2 separate regions of the Mus musculus genome follow, and region 1 is linked to region 2. Evidence: chromatin loops called from intact Hi-C (ENCODE). Cell type or tissue: left cerebral cortex. All regions are shown on one strand.

Region 1 (8,000 bases), 580 kb before region 2:
TGCTCTCCATCTTCTGAATACTAACATCATTAGAAAGAAGTAAGAAACCCAGAGAAGCACACACACACACATACACACACACACACACACACACACACACACACACACACACACACACACAGAGAGAGAGAGAGAGAGAGAGAGAGAGAGAGAGAGAGAGAGAGAGAGAGAGAGAGATTGAGAGAATTTGGTGGAAGGTGAATTGGGTGTGGAAATGGAGGCTTCTGGAAGCACCAAGGGATGCTGACACCAAGCTGGAAACAGCTGCTCTGGAAGAAATGCTCATACAGTGAGCTAGTGCTGCTCATCTGAATTTTGATGTCATATGAAAGGAAGGATGAGAGCATTGGGGACATCCTGTGTTTAAGGGGAAGACTGTAGGGGCAGCCTCAAAGGAAGACAAGGAGAGTAACTGCTGTGGATGGAAGAGGTCTCCTTCTAGAACACAGGAAGTGTGTGTGCTGAGTGTAGAAGGCAAAGGTAGCACAGGTGGTATCAGCATCCAGAGCATCTCTAGCAAGAGCACAGGCTGAGGAGTTAGCATGCAACTGGAAAACACAAGGTGAAGACACAGCAGAAGGAAAGGAGACATGCTTCCGAGTCCTCAGTGCTCTCCTGGCAGGGGTGGGGTCACATAGAAGTGAAGATGCCACTAAATGTCTCATGACTGATGCATAGAAAGAACACCCCTGACCACTAGATGTCTGTGAGGACTTAGGAAGTCAGGTCAGTGGGTACTGCCCTTAAGGCTATTAATAAAAAGTTATTCTATAAAAATTGTGAGATAGAAATAAAGTTTCATCTTCCTGGTAGTTACACAGTGCAGGTATACACACAGACATGCACACACACATATTACACACACCACACATATACAACCATACCACACACACACACACTCACTCACTCACTCACTCACTCACACACACCCACACACACCATACACACATATACACACACCACACACACACACATATACCCCCCACACACATACACATATACCCATGCATCCAAACAAATGCACACACACACATATACACACACTCTCTCTCTCTCACACACACACACACAACGTGCACACATATACACACACCACACACACATACACATATACTCATGCATCCAGACAAATGCACACATACACACCTCTCCTTTTAAGAAATAGGAAAAAAGCAAAAAACAAAAACAAAAACAAAAAAAAAACCAAACAAACCAACAAACCAAAACCCAGGCAATGTTGAAGATTCGGCTCTCCCAGCAGTTTCAGGTGACCATCCCTGCTGTGGACAGTGAGCAGCAGGACTTTGGGGCTGGAGGATGTGTGCACACACATAGGTGTTGTAAGTCAGAGCCCAGGATCCACAGTGCAAGCTACTTCCAAAGTAAGAAGTTCTTGCCACCTGCTCCGTTTTCTTCTTTACAACTCGAAACAAGAACAGGGTTGCTTCTCAGAAGCAGTTGTGATGTAGCTATCATGTTATAAAATTCCTGTTTACTCACTGGAGAAGTTCTGAAAATGTTAGGCTGTATTCTGGGACAGCAGCGTTACATACTGATATCCAGGTGCTTCCATACGGTAGTCACACACTTGGATTTCCACCCAGCTTCTGCAAATATGTCTCCAGGGGACTTCCTTCCTCACTGGCATAGGTAATCAATGTGCTTATCCAAAAGGCTAAAAGGCAATAGACAAACCCAGTGTCATCAATAAAATCCCTTTTGAAAAAAGGCATACTTCAGGGCTGAAGAGATGGCTCAGCAGTTAGGAGCACCGACTGCACTTTCAGAGTCCTAAGTTCAGTTCCCAGCAACCACAATGATGGTGCCGCACAATGGCATCTGATTGCATCTTCTGATGTTCATGAACACACACACACACACACACACACACACACACACACACACACACACAAAGTAATAAATAAAATAAATCTTTTAAAAAGGTGGGCATTCCCCCCTTGAGCCCTTAGTTAAAACAGTATACAAAACTTCCCAGCACATGGTTTTTGTTGCATCTTTTTGTTAATTGAAGGCATGGGAGATTGCAGACTACATTCACATAATTTCTATCAGGTAAGTTATCCATGGGGAGGCTTAACATGGATGAATGAATCATGTTTTAAAAGGGAAGTATATTATTAAGTCACTCATTCATTGAGCCCTCCTTTCTGTGTTATGGAACTTGGGATGCCCAAGTGTCACATGCACACACACTTGTATTGCCTGACAAGAACCAGAGTATAGGACAAGACTCACATATGTATGTCATTGTATTAGATGGCTTTACCCTGGAAGGCTGAACAAACATCTCACACAGGGCTTACCTCAGCTTTCAGTGATAAACAGGGCACTTGTATTGGTTGCATCATTTTAAAGATGGGGACGCTGGGAGTGAAAGCTAAGGAAGTGCCCTGCCACTGATTTGATTTGCCTGCCTACTGGCTGCACTTCTGACCCTTCTATCTGAGAAAGGAAAAAGAGAGACCAAAGGTCTCTTGGCCTTCTGTCTGCTGACCACTGCGACCCCTGGCCTTTCTTTGTCCCCCAATGATTTTATTTTATTTACATGTGGATGCACGCAGAAGCCAGAAGAGGGTATTTGATCCCAGGAGCTGGAGTTACAGGTGGTTTGAACCATCTATTGTGGATGCTGGACACTAAACTCAGGTCCTCTGAAAGAGCATCGAGTGCTCCTAATTTCTGAGTCCTTTAGCCCTGTGGAGTTTTCCTTCGTTCTCCAGCTGTAGCTGTTCAGTCTTTACCAACTGAGATCTGCCCAGATTCACTTTATGGAAATGTGCGAACCTAGAATAAGTTGCAAGGAATTACACGATGAGCCCATGGCACCCACTGCCTGCTGGGTGGTGAGCAAGATGGGCAGGCCATTCCCACCATCATCTAATTTCCTCCCTGTGGAAACGTTCTTCTGTGCTTCCTTGGATCTGGTGGTACACCTGTGTTATACTGAGCATGCTCATAAGCTCAGCTCTCGCATCTCTTCAAGCAAGTAGCAAGGAAGAGGGTCCTCCCTTGTCAATCAAAACCAGATTACTAGGAAACAGGGAAGGTTTCTTCCCTTTTCTCCAACTCAACTTTTTCTGAGCATGGGAAGAGTCAAGTTGACAAAATTAGTCTAAAATCCCAATCATTAAAAACAGCATTCTTAAACAAACAAAGCATTATGCACCCCCTTGACAGCTTCCATTTGTCTGCCTGATCTGGCTGGCGTGGGAAGAGCAGGAGTGTGTGATTTGTGAGTCTTGCCAGCAGAGGGCAGAGTTTACTGCTGAGACCCTGGTTTTTAGGGTTGTGCAGAATCGCAGCAAGACTGGGACAAGCAGAAGCTCGTCGAAAAACAACTCCTGTGTCAGCGGAGATGTTCATCACACTGGGGAGAAGCTGCAGCAGCCCCCCTTTACACAGCAAGGCATCCCTGTCTGGCCCTATCTGATTCTGTCCATAACCTCCGGGGTCTCTATGGAACTCTTCTGCAGCTGCTCAATGGTATCTGATTACATCACCACAAACAGACTTTGTGCAGAGGCCTGTGATCCTGCCCACGTTCATAGCATGCCCTGAGCCGTGTTGCTCCCATAGGGGACCCTCACAAGTGACACCCAGCACTCTTTTCCTGAATGGTGAAAGGGCTCTGGGCATCTCCCAGCCTTAGGACATCCATGCATGGCTGAATTGGGTTGTTACTTTGGAGTTACTCTAGCAGTAGGGTTTGCAGTGGTCTTCAAGCGGATGATTCTCCCCCAGCATGAGGGATCTTCATCTACAAGTGTAGGATTTGTCTTTGGGTATGGGTAAGGTTTTCTAAACACTGGTGAGTCCGCTGTGAATCTAATAGTAGGAGCCTGTGCTATATACAGCACAGGTGCAAGCGTCCTGAGGTGCTTGTCTGAGCACCACAAGGCAAGGAGCTGCAGTGCCTGGCCTTCATATTCATGGTCTGATCAGAGTCCCCTGTAGCTATCCTGATCTGCAACAGCTGAAATGGGGCTGCCTGCTTGCACAGGGCAACCACGGGGTCAAGTACAGTGGTGTTTTGCATGATTTTTACTGTGTGGGGTGTGCACTGTTGCATGTTTTAATTATGTAGCTAGGGTAAGGCTAGAAATGTAACAGACCAAGACTGAGCAAGGCAATGGAGAACAAATGGCTTCTGCCAATAGGGCATCAATCACAAGGTGAGGCCCTGGTAACTTTTTACATTATTGTTTTAATTTTTATTTCATATGCATGAATGTTTTGCCTGCATGTCTGATACCCGTGAAAGCCAGAAGAGGGCATCAGATCCCCTGGAACTGGAGTTACAAACTATTGTGAGCTTCCTTCCATGTGAGTGTGGAACTTGAACCTGGGTTCTTGAGAAAAGCATCCAGTGTTCTTGACTGCTGAGCCATCTCTCCAGTCCTGTGGCCTTGGTAATTGTGATCTGTACTCTGCACTGGGTGAAGAAAGAGTACTCAGCCTAATGAATGGACAGACAGACATACAGCTTACATAGCTCCTACTACAGTATGATTTTAACGATTTCCAAGTATAGACTCCTGTAGCTGTCATTCCTGTCTGTGAGGTGATATTTATAGCACCTATCTCAAGCTTCAGGGAACATAGGGAAAGACAGGCTAGGTCTCTGAAAATGCCAACTTGTACCTGGAAATTAGCATAAGACTGAAGAGTTTTCACAAATCAGTGGGAACAGCATTTATCCACCTGTGTGAAGAGCAGAAAATCAGCTTCCTTTATCTGACTCTAGGAACTAAAGACTAATGTTTTTAAATTATCAGGAGGAAATAGAAACTATTTCTGTAGAATAAGGCTATGACAGAACACCCTAATTATGACACAAAATGTTCACAACAGACAGGAAAAATGGATTACTTTTTTGCCTGGCAGAAGACAGATGAGAAATCTCTAAATTTTAGGAAGCCCTTGTTCTGAAGGCCCAAATCTTATGGCCTTTGATCTGGTGCCCTTGGTATCCAGAGTTTCTGTGTCCTGGATCTGATGGCCCTGAATTTGGTGGCCTTTGTGTCTAGTGGCCTTGAATCTGGTGGCTCTGGTATTTAGAAGCCCTGATATCTATTGGTGCTGGGTCCTAAGGTTCTAGACCTGGTGGCCCTGATGTCTGCTGTCCCCTCTGTGGCTGGCAGTGCCAGACAGCTGGTTTTATTCCAGCCAACCTGCAGGGGCTAAGGATACCTGGAGCCTCACAGGGCAGGCTCTTCACTCCTCCAAATGGCCAGCATCCCTGAGTCCTGCCCTAAATGCCAGCAGAGCCTCTCCCTGTGACCTTTGGAAAATTCTCCCCTCTTTAAAATACTTCTGAGGAGGAGGTGGGAGATACAATTGAGAGATGTAGCGATTAGACCCTTCCTCCCCAAAGTCCCACTGCAGAGGCACCTCCCTGGTTCAGGCTTTGGGCAGTGGATGCTTTCACTTTGCTTACTTCAGGCATCAGACATTCAACCATGACTGTGCCCTGAGCAGGTCCTGTGTATCACTTCTGCATACCTTAGCATCATCATTTTAATTGGCTTTTTGGCAGGCAGCGAAGATGTATGCTAAAGGCAGACATGTTGTCATCTGCTTCTGTAAATGCTGCAGACATTCTACCACCTTTGTAAAAACAAAACAAATCAAAACAACCCAGAGAAATGTACTAGAAAAGTACTGAGAACCAGAACAGTTAAAAAATAAAGTTATTTCTTACTATACATCTCAACTGTCTAAACATATATCTGTTAACCATTTCTACCATAATAATAGTTATAGCCCTATAATAGATAGTAACACTATATAGACTTCCTACCCTGAGAAGAGAGTGTGAACATCCTGTTACCGGATGAGCAGTGGTGAGGAGAAGATGTCTCAGGGATAAATTTGTCCCTAAGGTCGTCATTTAGTGACAGAGTGATGGTGGATTGCCTACTGACAGGTGACTATATTAGAAACTGCTGTAAGATGTACATGAGGAAGATCTGGAGGCTAGAAATATTCAGGGACCTTTTGTTGTTGTTTTTAAAATATCTAGCCAACTCCTAAAAAGAAATGAGTGGTTGTCATGGCAACCTCAGTATCACATGGCACAGGGAAGTACATGCAAAGGATTGGATGAGGGAGCCAAAGGAAGCCACCTGGTTTAGAGTTTAATTTGGGAGAGTAAAATTCACCTAAAATGATTTGTTAAACATGATTTATTTTCCTTCCAAAATGCCTATAGGTTGGGTTTTTTTTTAAGATATTTTGGTTTTGAAATTCAAATTACTGTGGATGAATTCCATTAGAAATGTAGAGTCCTTCCAGGTCAAAGCAACCCGCACCATCACACAGACACACTCTCCTACCCCCATGCTCTGTGGAGGGTTCTGAGGAAGTGGTCCTCACACTGCCACTGGTTGGTGTGACTGAGTACCTCTTACCTGCTCCTTGGTGATTAGAACAGTAATTGAATGCCCTCTGCTCCCTGAGTGGTTATCCTAGGGCTGCATGTGTCCTCTAGGAGACCTTGGGAAAATGAAACCCTGAGCAAATCAGACCTAGAGGATGCTAATGGAGGAGTTTGTCTTGAAAAGGCCAATGAGTCTCAAGGGCCCATCAGAGCCTGATGGTTTCCCCAACATTGTCCAATGGGAAACTGGATTGAGAGCCCAGGAATACGCAGGGTGATAGCAGGTACTTCCTGAGGGTTTGCATACTCTTCACTCAGACGGAGAGGAACATGAGTAGAGAGACTGGACATTCAGAGGGACCATAGTCAGGAGACAGGGGGCTGAGGTAAACTTTTCCTTCAAGTCAGTTTGAGTCCTTTTGGACAGGCTTCCTGATCTCGTGACCACCATTTTCACACCCTTGGATATTAGTTCCCCTGCCTGATCTATATTGCAGCACTGTACAGTCACATAGCCACACAGTGCCTCAGAGTTAACAATAGAAGACCTGGGGGAAATTCTGGTTGGTAATGACAGCCTGGCAGTCAGGAAACACAGATGACTAGACGGTTAGGACCACCTTGTGACTGTTTTATAAAAGAACCTTGTTTAATAAACCAAGTTGGAAGTCAGAACCCAGAAGCTACAAGGAGTCCTGCAAACACAGAAGTGGCTGTCCAGAAGAAGGTGGGTAGAGAAAGTACTTTGTACAGAGGAGCACAGGAGAGGTAAGGTGATACAAAGAGTCGTGTAGTACCAAAACCCAGGCTCCCACCCAACTGCTTCACCCATAACCCATATGTTGGTACATGTAGGCATGTGTCAGGTTGTCTTGCCAAGTCCCATATTCTTGCTTGCTTTAGACTGGGACATACTATTGACATATCTGTGACAAGGCTGATGGAGGAAGCTAATTGACCAGTAGATGGGAGTCAGTCCAAAACTGGCTACAGAGGTGGCTTGGGACATGCCATCAGATCTCTGATCAGCAGCTCCTCCAGAAGAACGCCATGAGCCAGTGCGGCTGGTGAGGAATTAAAATCCATTTCAAGTTTCTTAGTTAAATCTCTGTCCTCAGGGTATTCATTTGTACCTGGGCCTTAGGAATGGCAAATGTGTGTGATGTTCAGGATTTGGAACTGGTACTTAACACATTACAATATCATTTGAAAAGAATGGAATGTATGATGGTGATTTGGGTATTAAAGACTGAGATGACTTAGCATTACAAAGATCTCAATGATGAGATGTTGAAGTCCAGACCCTACCAGGGTGAAAGTGGAGAGCAGGATGCAGTAGTGAATCCCATCTGATGTCTGTATGGCAGGGGGCACGTGCAAGGGTCAACCTCAGGTATTTGTGATTCTGCCCTACTTAGTACTGCCTATGAGATACCTCTGTGTTAACAACTTTTCTTATTGCCATGGCACAGGACCCAACAAAGGCAATGTAATGTATATTTGGAGGACATGTATATTTGGCTCATGGTTTCAGGAGCTATTAATCCACTGTGACAGGGAGGCATGGTGGCAGGAGCTGTTAGTCAAGAGCCTGGACTTC
Region 2 (8,000 bases):
GTAGGCAAAGGACACCTGCAGGGAGACATAGGAAACACCCAGCATGCCCTCATATGACACCAGTAATTTGCCCAGGAAATGCTTAATACATATTGATGGACAGTGGACTAATATGAAGCCTGTATGGCTAGATGTGTGATGGATGGATGGATGGATGGATGGATGGATGGATGGATGGATGGATGATGAATGCATGGAGATAAATAGATAGATAGATAGATAGATAGATAGATAGATAGATAGATAGATAGATAGATAGATAGATAGAGTTGTAGGGATTAGAATAGATGAGTGTGGGGTGGATGGGTATGTGGATAGATGGATGGGTGGATGGATGGATGGATGATGAATGCATGGAGATAGATAGATAGATAGATAGATAGATAGATAGATAGATAGATAGGTATAGTTGTAGGGATTAGAATAGATGAGTGTGGGATGGATGGGTATGTGGATGGATGGATGGATGGATGGATGGATGGATGGGGTGGGATGGGTGGATGGGTGGGTGGATGGATGGGTGGGTGGATGAATGGGGTGGATGGATGGGTGGGTGGATGGATGGGGTGGATGGATGGATGGGTGGATGGATGGATGGATGGATGGATGGATGGGATGGGATGGGTGGATGGGTGGGTGGATGGATGGATGATGGATGGATTAGGTGGATGGGTGGATGGGTAGGTGGGGTGGGTGGATGGGTGGATGGATGGATGGATGGATGGATGGATGGATGGATGGATGGGGTAAAATAAGGTGGGATGTGTGGAGTAGGGTGGGGTGGGTGTTTGGGTGGATGGATGGGTGGATAGGTGGATGGGTGGATAGATGGATGGGTGGATAAATGGACAGACATTGTGATAAATAGATAGGCTTTTGCTACACTAAACTAGCATACACAGAGGACTGCCATAAAATTGGCTCTGCCACTCCTCAATGGATGCTTTTACTGCTGCATCGTTAACTGTTGAATACAGAGCCCACAACTGCCAAAGCATATACCAGCTCTTCACACGCCCTGACAGCCAGCCCTGCTGTATATCCAACCCCACTAATAGAAAAACAAAATAGAAGCATACTTCAATCTTGGTCCTCAGTGAGAGAGAAACTACTGCGAGGCATTAAATAGCCATCTGTCTGAATGCACTACGTCTCTATTTTCTACAATGCACTCAGCTGCATAGATAGTTGCATGGTAACTCTAGAAAGACCCAGACAGGACTGTGGACTTCCCTGCAGGCAGCATTGTGCTCAAAGCTGTCCTCTACTACAACACATCCCCTTAAAAACAAATTCCTTGCCAGGCAGCGGTGGCACACGCCTTTAACCCCAGCACTTGGGAGGCAGAGGCAAGTGGATGTCTGTGAGTTCAGGGCAGTGTGGTCTACAAAGCAAGTTCCAGGACAGCCAAGATTATACAGAGAAATCCTGTCTCCAAAAAAATATCCCTCTCACAGTATGTTCAGTCCCAGCTTGATGCATGGAACATCATCATTGCTTTAAGATGCTGGAGTTAAGTCTCAGCTCTCTGTGTCATAAGATCAGTAGACTTTGTCCTCTTCCCCCTTTATTGCCACAGGCTGTCAGAGCTGTGCCAGAACCTGAATACCACAATGTGGCATGGCACATTAACCCCTATGAGAGAGACAATGCCCATTCATATTTTATGGCAAACAATGGACTAATCAAGAATTCATCCACTGCTCACCAGCAAAGGCCTCCTTGCTCTGATCTGATGGCATCTCCTTAGCCAAAGTGCAAGTGCCCCTTCCACATGCTCACAGGCAGAGCCTGCTCCCCTCTGGAGCTAGAGTTAAAGACCTGCTCATCCAGCCCCCATCCTACCTGTGAACCAGTGACTAGCCATGAGTGCCTGCATTTTTTAAGTAGGACTCTGCTTTCTACAGCAACTGCCCTGAGTACTGTGTGGGCGACTCTGAGTGGACATCCACCTTTAGGATAGAAAGACTGTCAGAAACCTTTCCAACTTGGGCCTGGTGGAACAATTCCTGCAAGGGAAGGTGCTGAAGCAGGAGCTGCTCTGCCATTGAGGAGGCAGTGACATGAAAACCCACTCTCAACATTCACAAGTGCATCTGCAAAGCGGGCTTGGAGGAGCGCTCAAGGCTGATGAGATGGCTCTGTAGGGGACAGCACTTGGTGCCCTTCCTGAGGACCCAAGTTCCATCCCCAGCACCCACATGGTGGCTCACAACCATTTGTAACTCCAGTTCCAGGGAACTAGTGCCCTCTTCTAGCCTCTGCAGGCACCAGAAAAGCACATAAAATAAAAGTCAAGGAATCTGGAAATTTACCTGAAGGAGATAAAACTTCAAATAATGTTGATAACAAGTTCAACAAAGCTGTTTGCATCAAAAGAATAAGAAACATTCCATACTGTATCCAGGCACATTTGTCCAGAATATTTAATGAGATGAGGATTCACCAAACAAGCTCTATACTTCGATAACTTATGCACCTGTTACTAACATGCAAACGAACAGTCAATATGGATGGAAACTGCTGAGAGTCAGATAAAGTCATGAAACTGAAAAGAAGCAGGGGAGAAGCAGCAGCATTGCTCACAAGAACCATAGCTTCCTGTTACTTGTAGATGTGACATCGCTATCACATACACACGACTCTCACATGCCTCTCTGCCTTTGGCGTCTTGCAGCCACACCAGAGTGCTCCATCCTTTCTGTGCCAGCTCCACCCCAGCTCTCTCAGAAAGCTTATACTTCCCATCTTGCTTTGTCCTCTCCCTGAAATGCCTCCCAGTTTGTCTACATTCTTCAGCACTGCATCAGTCTAGCAAAGCATCTGCCCATTCAAAGGACACTGATTAGGGGCAGGACTGGAAAGAGAGACCTATAGTTTGATGAAAATTCCACCTAGTTATACAGCATATTTTGTTATATCTATCTACCACTATCTCCCTCCAACTTCCCATCACCCCCTAATTCCATACCTTCCTTTCTTCTTGTTTCTGATAACCCCTGAGTCTGATTAGTGCTGTACAGACACGCATGCTTATGTGGCTATTCACCAGGGCGTGAACTACTTATTATCAGTTATATCCCCAAAGGAGAGTGACTCCCTCAGTAGCCTTCAGGTGCTAATAGTTTGTGAGGCCATGGGTCCTCTCCCTGGTCCATGCTGGATGTTGGTTGGCTGGATCTTGTGCGGGCCTTGTGCAGGCAGGTACAGCTGCTGGGAGGTCAGCATTCCACAGCTCCCCTGTCAGCTCTCTGATCTTTCTTCCCCTCCCCTGCGCTCCCAATAGTAACATAAGGCTACTCTGAGCATGGTGGTGTTTTCAGGTTTGGGTAAAATCCAGCATGTGGCCTCAAACTGAGTTCACCGAAGCTTGGGAACAGAGCCATCATCCCCAATCCTGGCTATGTCTTCCTTAAAGAATGAAGAAAAAGAACTGAGCCCTCATTAGCCCAGGTTTGAAGTCTCTCCAGCTTGGTTCTCTGAGGATCCTCTGCACTGTCCCTCACTCAGGACTCCTTCTCCCTTGCCCTCACATGCCCACCTCTCTGCCAGGTCCTCCTTCTCTCAAACAGCCAAAGTGTAAGCTTTGGTAGGACTATAACGTGAAACTGAAGTCAGTAGAGCCCCAACCAGAGTATGTAACATCCTTCCAGACTGCCAGGCCAACCCCAGTGACCCTGCCTTCGGTTTTAAGAGCCCAGCTGGTGGGGGATAGGTGCTGAGCATTATATGACTACCCATAAGGACATTGACCCCACATGTGAATGACCCCATTTCAGAACCCCACACCTACACACACTGACTGGTGTACGCAGAAGGGGTGTAGCCATCTTCTGGTGTTTGTTGGCCCTGCTCACACTCTTGTTTGTGTTCTCAGGGAATATTACATCACCATGGTGAAATGGGCCACCAGCACCAAGGTCGCTGTGACCTGGCTGAACCGGGCCCAGAATGTGTCAATCCTGACCCTCTGTGATGCCACCACGGGTGTCTGCACTAAGGTACAGTACTGAGACAGAGAAGGGGGTAAAGGAATGGCCATAAAATAGAAGATGCCATCCAAATCCTGCTGGAGAAATGTGAAGCCTAGCTTAGCTCTGTCATTGACATTATGTCCAGCCTCTGGTTTGGTGCCACCTGGTGGACAAGTCAGATATTGCTACAAGATCGGGGTTGGGGGGGGGGGCACTTCAGAAGTGTAGCCATTAATCTCAGGGGCAAGGGTCTGTTTCCCTTCACACTGGCTGCTCTCCTGGGAATACTGCTCTCCCTGTTTTCTGTTGCTCAAGAGAGGAGGGGACTTGGCCAGGACCTGACCCTTTCTCTCTTGCAACACTGTAAAGCCAGGTACCCCAGCACAGGTAGGCAGGTCCAAGCAGACCTGCAGTGTGTCTAGGAACAGGAGCATCCCAGGGCATCCTTTCTTCCTGGCCAGGGCAGCAGACTCTCCCCCTGCCCTACAAGCCAAGCTTCTACAATGCTGAGCCGCAGCCCCAAGAAAGTCACCTTGTATTGAATTTAAAAGACCAATTGACACTCTAGACAGACCTTCTAGAAACTCTTTTTTTTTTCCCTAAGTTTCTATTTTATCTAGCAAGAAAAACACCAGGCTTGCCTATGCAGGTTTACTGAGAGCTGTGAGCCCTACCCAACAGCTCTCAGTACGCTGACCAGGAGGTTCCCTAGGAGGTTGCAATGACCTGCTCCTGCCTCTGACACCTCAAGTTGGCCTGACATTTGCCTACCATTACTGGAAGCAATTCTGGGTGTTTCTGATGGGCTTGCTGGAGAAAAAAAAAACTCAGGCAGAGCTCAGTGCTGGACACCACTGCTGAATGTCCAAACCTTCTCTGTGCCTGTCCTGCTATGCCCACCATGCATGCCACTGCCACCCACAGTCAGGAGCAGCACCAGCCTGGTGGCATCTCAGGTGACAGCAACCAAGCAGAACACCATTTGGTGTCCAGGCATGATTGGTTTGTGTACTTTCATACACAGCTCTGGAGAGCAACTTCCATATGTGCCTTGCCTCTTTTAACTGACTTTGTTTCCCAGAATTGCTTCATGAAATTATAAACTGCAGTTTTGATCCACATTTCTACTAGCAAGCATTGTACGCACTTATGTGCTCGCGTGCATACACACACACACACACAGAGTTCCAAACAGTGCAACATCTGAGCCTTCTGAAGAAGCAGCCTAACAGGACACACAGCTCAGTGGTGCCTGCCTGAGGACACTTGTGCTAGGATGTGAGCCACAAAGAGGGATTACTGCCACACTGAGAAGCCCTGGTGGCCACTGTGTTCAAGGGCAGCTGCCACGTAGGTAAAATTAAATCATTCTATGTACAGTGCACACAAACAAAGGGCCCTTTCTAACAGTCCAATTCTATTTCAGAAACATGAAGATGAAAGCGAAGCCTGGCTCCACAGACAGGTAACTCCACATACCAGCCTCGCATTCTCTCCTCACCTTGACAGGGGTGGGTACCATGGTTTCATACAAGGAATCACTTGGGGAGTCCCACCTGGGATCATCCAAGCGCATGTGCTACTCTGACTGGGACAGTGTAAGCCCAGCCCTCTTCATCATCCCGAGAAGCTTGTCGGGCCCTGCTGTAGAAGTCAAGTTCCCTGGATGACACTTTCCCCCAAAGACAATGATGGGATAGATCTCATCTCCCAGTCAGACGATGTATTTGGTGGCCTGAAAATCGTGAGCCCAGAAAAGCCCACTATTGACCAGATGAGGCCTACAATGACTAAGCAGATTAAAGTGTGGTTGGTACTCCATTTATTCTTAGGCATGTGACCTCCCTTGGAGAGATATTTCCTCAGAAACTGGTCAGCAGAATCATCTCTGAGATTTTGTTTTCCATTCCATAACTCAGGCTCTGGGAGCTGAAGATTACAAGGTTAGGGGTTTGAGGTATGGCTCACTGGTAAACTCTTAGGCGAGCAACATGCCTGAGACCCTTGGCTCAGTCACCAACACTGAAACAGCGAGGTCGGCCAGTCCATGGAGATCAGGAGGTGCTGAAGAGTTGGCTCCATGGTTAAGATGCAAACTGCTCTTGGTGAGGACTGGAGCTCACATCCCAGCCCCAGTACGTAATGGTCAAAACTGCCTGTGTCTCTAGCTCAGGGGATCAGACACTCTCTCGGACCTCTGAGAGCCTCACACTCGTGTGCACAAACCCCTACACAAATACACATCATTTTTAATTAAAATTTTAAAATTAAATAAACTTTAAAACTAAGAGCTCTCGGGAGAAGCCAAGGCAACCCACCTTTGATACAGTTTTTTGAATTACTGTACTCAGAGAGTGACCCCCCCCCCCCAGCACTGGTATGTTCTAATGATTCTATTGTCTCGTTCCACACTCTTGTGTTAGAAAGAACAAAGTTCAAGGAACTTACTTCTCTTTTATTCCACCCGAGGAAATAAAAATATCTTCAAATCCTGTAAGAAAAATCAAAACAGATTTGAATCCAAAGAGTCGTTGCAGAGAGGGCTCGGGGTGTTGCTCCGAGGCAGAGCACTTGTTTTGTGTGTACAAAGCCCCAGGTTCTATCCACAACAAAGTAAGAAAGCAGAACTGTGACTAAGAAATCCAGGCATTTGTTTTTATTGACCTGAAAGATTCTATCCATGAAACTCCACCTATCAGCAGCAGCCTCTGTGGTATTTACTTCTTCATTGCTATGAGAAAGCACAATGACCAAAAACAACCTCTGAATGATATTGGTTTATCGTTTCCAAGGGGATAAGCATTCATAAGGGTGGTGGGGCATGACAGCCAGCGAGAGGGGCATGTAGCAAAGACAGAAAGCTGAGAGCTCATGTCTTTAAACACAAACACAAAGCAGAGAACAGACTGGAATGGGATAAGGCTGTGGCTTTCAAGGTCTGCCCCCAGTGTCATACTTTCCCAGCAAGCTGCACCGCCTCCCAGACACCACCTCCCCTGAGGACCGATGGTTCTTAATCCAGAAAATGCGCTGAGTGCCAGCATATTTCTCTCTCTCTCTCTCTCTCTCTCTCTCTCTCTCTCTCTCTCTCTCTCTCTCTGCTTCTGGCTGTGGATGCAATGAGATGAGCTGTTCACACCCCCACTGCCTAACTGTTCCAACCATGATGGACTGTACTGTCAAACCAAATCGGAACAAACCCCATTATCTCTTAAGTTGTTTTTAGTGAGGGTATTTTATCACAGAAATTTTAAAGTAACTAATACATATGAGATATGGGGTTAATACTTAGATGTATAAAAAATTAAGACAGCTCAAACATCTTAAGACATCTTATTTTACACATATATGTGTGCCATGGTCTTTACAGAAGACAGTAGAGAGTATCGGATCCATGGAAGCTGGGATTATGTACAGGCAGTTGGAAGTTGCCATGTGGGTCCTGAGAACCCACTTGGGTCTCTGAAAAACAGCCACTGCTCTTAATTGCTGAGCCATCTCTCCAGACCAAAGAGATAACTCACTTTTAGAAAAAAATATGTATGGCTCTATTTTAAAACAAAAAAAAATAATCTGAATATGCATGTCTCTAAGAAAGATGACACAAATGATCAGCAGATACATGGAGGAAAATGTTCATCAGGAATCACCAGAAAAAATGCAGCTGGAAGTCACAAAGTGAAAGAACATCATAGCTGACAGAATATTATCAAAAGACAAAAGATTATAGAGAGCGTGGGAAGACGGGGAACTCCCACACCTGTTAGCAAGAACATACGTTAGGAAAGTCTCTGCAAAAGATAGCATGGATTCCTCAAACAGCTAAAAGTGCAACCCCACTCCTGGGTCTGTATCCAAAGGAAAGGAAATCGGAATGCTAAAATGACTCCTGTGTCATTGCATCACAGATCACAACAGCAAGGGACAAAACAGTGAAGGAGATATTAGATGCAGGAAGGAAGCAAGGGTGAAGCTAGGGGATATTGTGACAAGTGCAGAGCCAGGAGAGGGATGCATGCTATGTGT

Evidence for each region. Peaks named below come from ENCODE experiments on the same cell type or tissue, not always from the same donor. Only the 100,000 strongest peaks of a DNase experiment are listed, where the experiment ranks them.
Region 1: a loop joins it to region 2, with 6 times the contacts of the local background. A loop is called at or near these places in 3 of 42 quality-filtered maps.

Annotation. Positions count from the first base shown.
Region 1 is chr5:27,071,938-27,079,937 of GRCm38, forward strand. All of the region lies in intron 1 of Dpp6 (dipeptidylpeptidase 6), which reads left to right. Among named protein-coding and RNA genes, the nearest start is that of Dpp6, 27 kb to the left of the region's middle. In left cerebral cortex, CTCF peaks have their summits at 3,266 (motif pointing right) and 4,275 (motif pointing right); DNase peaks (open chromatin) are centred at 3,275, 4,291 and 6,064.
Region 2 is chr5:27,648,300-27,656,299 of GRCm38, forward strand. It overlaps Dpp6 (dipeptidylpeptidase 6), which reads left to right. Exons shown (of 26, transcript NM_207282.3): 11 at 3,878-4,001; 12 at 5,401-5,439. Among named protein-coding and RNA genes, the nearest start is that of Gm16058, 98 kb to the left of the region's middle. In left cerebral cortex, CTCF peaks have their summits at 4,139 (motif pointing left) and 4,345; DNase peaks (open chromatin) are centred at 4,036, 7,091, 7,773 and 7,993.